Regions from separate parts of the Homo sapiens genome. Here region 2 is linked to region 1. The links are chromatin loops, found by intact Hi-C in ENCODE. Cell type or tissue: K562. All regions are shown on one strand. Links, peaks and the distances in the headings refer to the core of each region. The heading gives the core; the rest is flanking DNA.

The links. Peaks named below come from ENCODE experiments on the same cell type or tissue, not always from the same donor. Only the 100,000 strongest peaks of a DNase experiment are listed, where the experiment ranks them.
Region 2: it touches region 1 in a loop (7-fold over the local background); 2 of 110 quality-filtered maps call a loop at or near these places.

What each region holds. Positions count from the first base shown.
Region 1 is chr15:51,646,219-51,649,142 of GRCh38, reverse strand. All of the region lies in intron 2 of LOC105370816 (a long non-coding RNA gene), which reads left to right. Among named protein-coding and RNA genes, the nearest start is that of DMXL2, 25 kb to the right of the region's middle. In K562, for the core only: no CTCF peak of the experiment used is centred there; a DNase peak (open chromatin) is centred at 1,782.
Region 2 is chr15:51,575,830-51,578,753 of GRCh38, reverse strand. It overlaps DMXL2 (Dmx like 2), which reads left to right. Exons shown (of 44, transcript NM_001378457.1): 2 at 2,573-2,698. Among named protein-coding and RNA genes, the nearest start is that of DMXL2, 45 kb to the left of the region's middle. In K562, for the core only: no CTCF peak of the experiment used is centred there; a DNase peak (open chromatin) is centred at 1,483.

The DNA.
Region 1 (2,924 bases), core at 240-2,739:
GATGTGCACAACGTGCAGGTTTGTTTACATGTGCCATGTTGGTTTGCTGCACCCATCAACTCATCATTTACATTAGGTATTTCTCCTAATGCTGTCCCTCCCCCAGCCCCCCATCCCCCAACAGGCCCCAGTGTGTGATGTTCCCCACCCTGTGTCCAAGTGTTCTTATTGTTCAGTTCCCACCTATGAGTGAGAACATGCAACGTTTGGTTTTCTGTCTTTGTGATAGTTTGCTGGGAATGATGGTTTCCAGCTTCATCCATGTCCCTGCAAAGGACATGAACTCGTCCTTTTTTATAGCTGCATAGTATTCCATGGTGTATATGTGCCACATTTTTCTTAATCCAGCCTATCATTGATGGACATTTGGGTTAGTTCCAAGTTTTTGCTATTGTGAATAGTGCCGCAATAAACATACGTGTGCATGTGTCTTTATAGTAGCATGATTTATAATCCTATAGGTATATACCTATACCTATAGGTATAGGTATTGGTATAGGTATTGGTATAGGTATAGGTACAGGTATACCTATACCAATCCCAGTAATGGGATTGCTGGGTCAAATGGTATTTGTAGTTCTAGATCCTTCAGGAATTGCCACACTGTCTTCCACAATGGTTGAACTAATTTATACTCCCACAAACAGTGTAAAAGTGTTCCTATTTCTCCACATCCTCTCCAGCATCTGTTGTTTCCTGACTTTTTAATGATCGCCATTCTAACTGGCATGAGATGGTATCTCATTGTGGTTTTGATTTGCATTTCTCTGATGACCAGTGATGATGAGCATTTTTCCATGTGTCTGTTGGCTGCATAAATGTCTTCTTTTGAGAAGTGTCTGTTCATACCCTTTGCCCACTTTTTGATGGGGTTGTTTGTTTTCTTCTTGTAAATTTGTTTAAGTTCTTTGTAGATTCTGGATATTAGCTCTTTGTCAGATGGTAGATTGCAAAAATTTTCTCCCATTCTGTAGGTTGCCTGTTCACTCTGAATACACATACATACTTCTTTATTAATTCATTTAATAACAAGCTATAGTACAAGGTCTAATAATTTCTGAATAGATCTATTCATAAATGATATTTTAAGATAATTACAATAATCATTATCTATAAAAAAGTGTGCAGAGGCTCACGCCTGTAATCCCAACACTTTGGGAGGCCGAAGCAGGCAGTTCCCTTAAGGTCAGGAGTTTGAGACCAGCCTGTCCAACATGGTAAAACCCCGTCTCTACTAAAAATACAAAAAAATTAGGCGGGCGTAGTGGCGGGCGCCTGTAATCCCAGCTATTCTGGAGGCTGAGGCATAAGAATCGCTTGAACCCAGGAGGCAGAGGTTGCAGTGAGCTGAGATCACGCCACTGCACTCCAGCCTGGGCGATAGAGCAAGACTCCATCTCAAAAAAAAAAAAAAAGTGATATTCATTGGTGACAAAGTCACAGGTACTGCTAAATACAATTGTGTTTTGTTGTCTATATTTATGACTGAAATGTTAAATTGCAGCTGATGCTTAGAGAAAATAGATGTATTTTTTTCCCCATCCAGCCATGTTCCAGCCAGCTGTCACACTATGTCATTCCTTTTTCAAACCCCTTAAATGGCTTTCTGTGTCACTTAAGTCAAAATCCTTACCCCAAGCAGATCTGGTCTGAAGTTCCCTTTCTGATTTCACTTCCTGCCATTTCCTACTAGTCTCACCCTCTCTCCCTGCCATCCAGCCACACTGGCTTCCTTCCAGTTCGTTGATCACAAGCCAACCACAGGCCTGACTCAGGGCCTTTACTCTTGCCATTATCTATTCCAGGGCGTTTTCCCCTTAGATAATGGTAGGGCTTGCTCCCTTATATCAGGGGTCAACAATCATTTTGCATAAAGAGCCAGATGGTAAATATTTTAGGCTTTGTGGGCCATATGGTCTCAAATCTGCTGTGATAATGCAAGAGCAGCCATGGAGAATAAGTAAATAAATGAGTGCGGATGTGTCCCAATAAAACTTTATTTTTGGATGCTGAAATTTGAATTGCATATAATTTTCCCATGTCAAAAAGTATTATTCTCTAAAAAATTTTTTTGTTAACTATTTTAAAAATATAAAAACCATTCTTAGCTCTCGAGCCACACAAAAACAGGTGTGCAGTCAAATTTGGCCCACTGTTCATAGTTTGCTGAACCCTGCCTTACATCGTTCAGGTCTTTGTTCAAATGTCATCTGTTTGGAGAGGTCTGCTTTGGCCACTTCCTCCCAAAAGCCCTTCCCTTCTCTTCTATTACTTTACCTGGCTTTATTTTTCTTCATTGAACTTCCTGGGCCCTAACATATTATATTTTTATTTGTTCATTTTCTGTATTCCTTCTAGAATATAAGTACCATGAGGCAGGGCCTTAGTCGTTTTCCTTGCTGCTATACCCCCATCAGCATGACAGTGCCCAGCACAAAGTAAATGCTCAAATACTTGTTGAATGAATGAATTAGTACTGGTCATCTCGCTGTGAATATACTTACCAGAATTATAAGTTTTCTTAAACTGTGGTGGCCAGAATTGAAAATTGTTTCCCAGTTACAGTCTGAATCAATGCAGAGTAGGATTTAAAAATGCTTATTTTAATGCAGTCATTTTTATAAACCTGTGTATTCAAATTGAAATTTTGGCAAACCAGATTACTCCAAAACTGTACTTGTGAGTGATGTTTTCTGAACCTATATCTAGTTCTCAATGTCTATATTGTTGGTTTGATTTTGTGCTTCAGTCTGCTTTAAATTCTTATAAATTTTGATTCTGTTAGCTTTCACATCAGCTATTCTGGCCATCTATAGATTTGACAATTATACTGTGTCTTCAGCCACACCTTTCAGACCAAGGCAGAGAGGAGGACTGACTCTTGTGACTCCTCCAGGTGGCCAGAACACCATTAATCCAGACAT
Region 2 (2,924 bases), core at 261-2,760, 70 kb after region 1:
GAGTGGTATGATTATATTTAGTTTTTGCTACTATAAATACTGAGGCTCTGAATGTCCTACATATATTTTGGCAAACTTTTGTATATATACTTATAGGGTAAAATAGGGAATATTTGATCAAAAGGTATATTGTACTTAAGATTTTGATAGATATTGCCAAATTATTTTATCCATGTAGATTTTAATTTAGTCTGGTGTGGGACTGAGCAGTCTGTGTTTCTAACAGGTTTCCTAGGTGATTTTGATGCATCCAATTTGAACTATTGCCGGATCAGAAAAATGGAGTATAGTACACATTCTCTGGAAAACATCAGGCAATTATGGTTATCTAGGGAAGAGTAAAAAGCCTTTTCAGTGACTGAGCCGTAAGAGTGAATTTATCTTAAGTAGCACTAGTTGCTAGGGATGGCACATCTTTAGAGAAACAAAGTGTACTAATATTTATCTGGAATATTTTATGTCTTTTTGATATATAATGTAGGGAAAAGAATGTAAGAATTGTAAGGACCTGAGTTTGAACACTTTGCATTTAGTAACAGTAATCTTGGGCAAATTAATGCACTTGAATTTTTCTTTATACAGTGATAGTATCTACCCTCCAGGTTTGTTGCAAAGATAAAGAGAGAGTGATCCAACACTTGTTGAGTACTTCTTCTGTCTTCTACTATTTTATGACTGTCTCTGTCATGGCAGTTTGTCATTTAGTTGTAATTAGTAATTTACCTAGTCATCTCCCCATTAGAGTAACTGGGACCATGTCTTGCACTTTAGTGTTCTCAGTCCCTAGCCCAGACTTGAGACTTGGTGCACTGTTCTGTTTCTTAAATGACTGTGTAAATTTTCCATTTTAATTTTCACAAGTATCCTAAGAGACAAGTATTATTTGCTTCATTTTACCATGAGGAAATGCTTAGGGAACTTAAATAACTTTCTTAAGATAGCACAGCATGGCATAACCAAAACTGAAAACTGTGTGTGTGATTTCAAACTAGATAAAGTCTGCTTTTTCCATGAATCCACTTTGCTGAGATAATGATATAAGGCACGTTGGAAATTTTGAAATTGTTCCTCAAGAGTAAGATGATTTTTGTTATTTTAATACTATACTTTAAAAATTAGCATGGTGATCCAAACATTTCTTCTGCATATACTCAATATTCCCCTTCAGTTTGGCTTTCCTGAATTCATGGTATAACCAAGTCTGCCTTGTCTATAAGAATGTAAGTGATCATTTCCTCCTGTGAGTGATTTTCTCCATATTTTTCTTGCTTGAAATTCTGTCTTTGCTTTTCTTTTGGTGAACTTTTTGATTTTTATAAACACATGGGTTGAAGATGTTTTATATAGTGGTTATGGCAGGATTTTGGTAACATTGGAAGTTTTAGTAGAATTAATGTCTTCCTGTCTGGTCTTTATCTTCATTTCCCTCTTTCATTAGCAGCCTTATATGGATCCCTTCAGGGCATGGGTCACTGATTCAGATGTCATCACATGTCAGCCCTGGCTATTGGATATCTCTATTTTGTAGGTCGTAACCACACTGCTTAAGGGTGTGGAAACAGTGCGGAAAAATACCATTTCATAAGTTTTATGTTTATCTTGCTTTTAATGGAGCTTTTCTTTTGAGAATTGGGTTGTTAGGTTGTTTTGAATATTTAATCATAAGTAGTTTGGAAGAAAAAGAAATATGTCCCAACTCTCTGACCCTTAGGTCATAAAATTCACAAAGTTGCAAAACAGGAATAGCATACAGCAAGAAGTGTTGCAATAGGAAGAAATGTGTGGTTTTACTCATTAGAGTTGGACATGGGAATTTTCCCAACAATTTAATTCTGTGTTGTAGTCTATTTTCAAGATCATATAGTGGTATTTGCCCAATATTCTATATAAATTCATTCATTTTCTATTTTATTTGACTTTTTTACCTTTGGTAAAACAACTTTGGGTTGGTTTCCTTTCTCCCTCAGGCCTGATGATGTTGGGGATGGATGGTGGATGTTGGAGGCAGGCTGCGTTGTGGATTCATTTGAGTCTTGATGCATTTAAGTTTAGCCATTGCCTTAGTGCATGTAATTCTGCCTTTGTTGTTCATGTTTATTTAACTAGCTCTTTAAGGCATGTGGAATTGTGTTGGAAAATGCATGCCTGATTTCTATCTTGATATTTCTTAAGCCTGGTTTGAACCCTGGGAACACAGTTACAGTCTTCAGTGGCTTAGTATTTTTAGATGGAGCTTTTATACTTTAGGGTTTACTGAGATGAACTTTGGAGAGAAAGTCTAAACAGAATGACTTATGACCTGCAGGAACAGTGGCTGTTCTAAGAACTGGAAGAACCCTTTTCCTATTAGTAACAGTTGTTGAATGATAATGCATGGAGTGTCATCAGTTTATTTTTTAATGTGACTTTTAATGTTCTTATTTAGAAATTGATATTATATTAACTATTTTGTAAAATGTCCCAAGGTATACTTTATAATGGCAATAAAATCTAAGATAAAATAGTATGTAATAAGATTTCAAAAGTTACATATCTTATGTATTGTAAAACTTTTTTTTTTTTTTTTTTTTAGGCATATGGATCAGGCTGTGATATTGTTATTTTGGCAAATGACTTTGAATGTGTACAGATCATTCCTGGTGCTAAGCATGGAAACATCCAAGTCAGCTGTGTGGAGTGTTCTAACCAACAAGGAAGAGTAAGGGATTTAATTTCTTTACTGAATGTCATTTAAAAATGTGTTTAATAATCTCAGAATCTTCTTATCCTTTTATGCAAAGCTTGCGTATAATTTCTTATGTATTGCTTGGGTGATTATTAGCAGAAGTTGCAAAGTGATAGGTTTATACAAATTGTAAAGTGCCATTAAACTGATAATTTGATAATTGTTCTACAGCTGTATGTATACTGTCTTCAAAGATCTG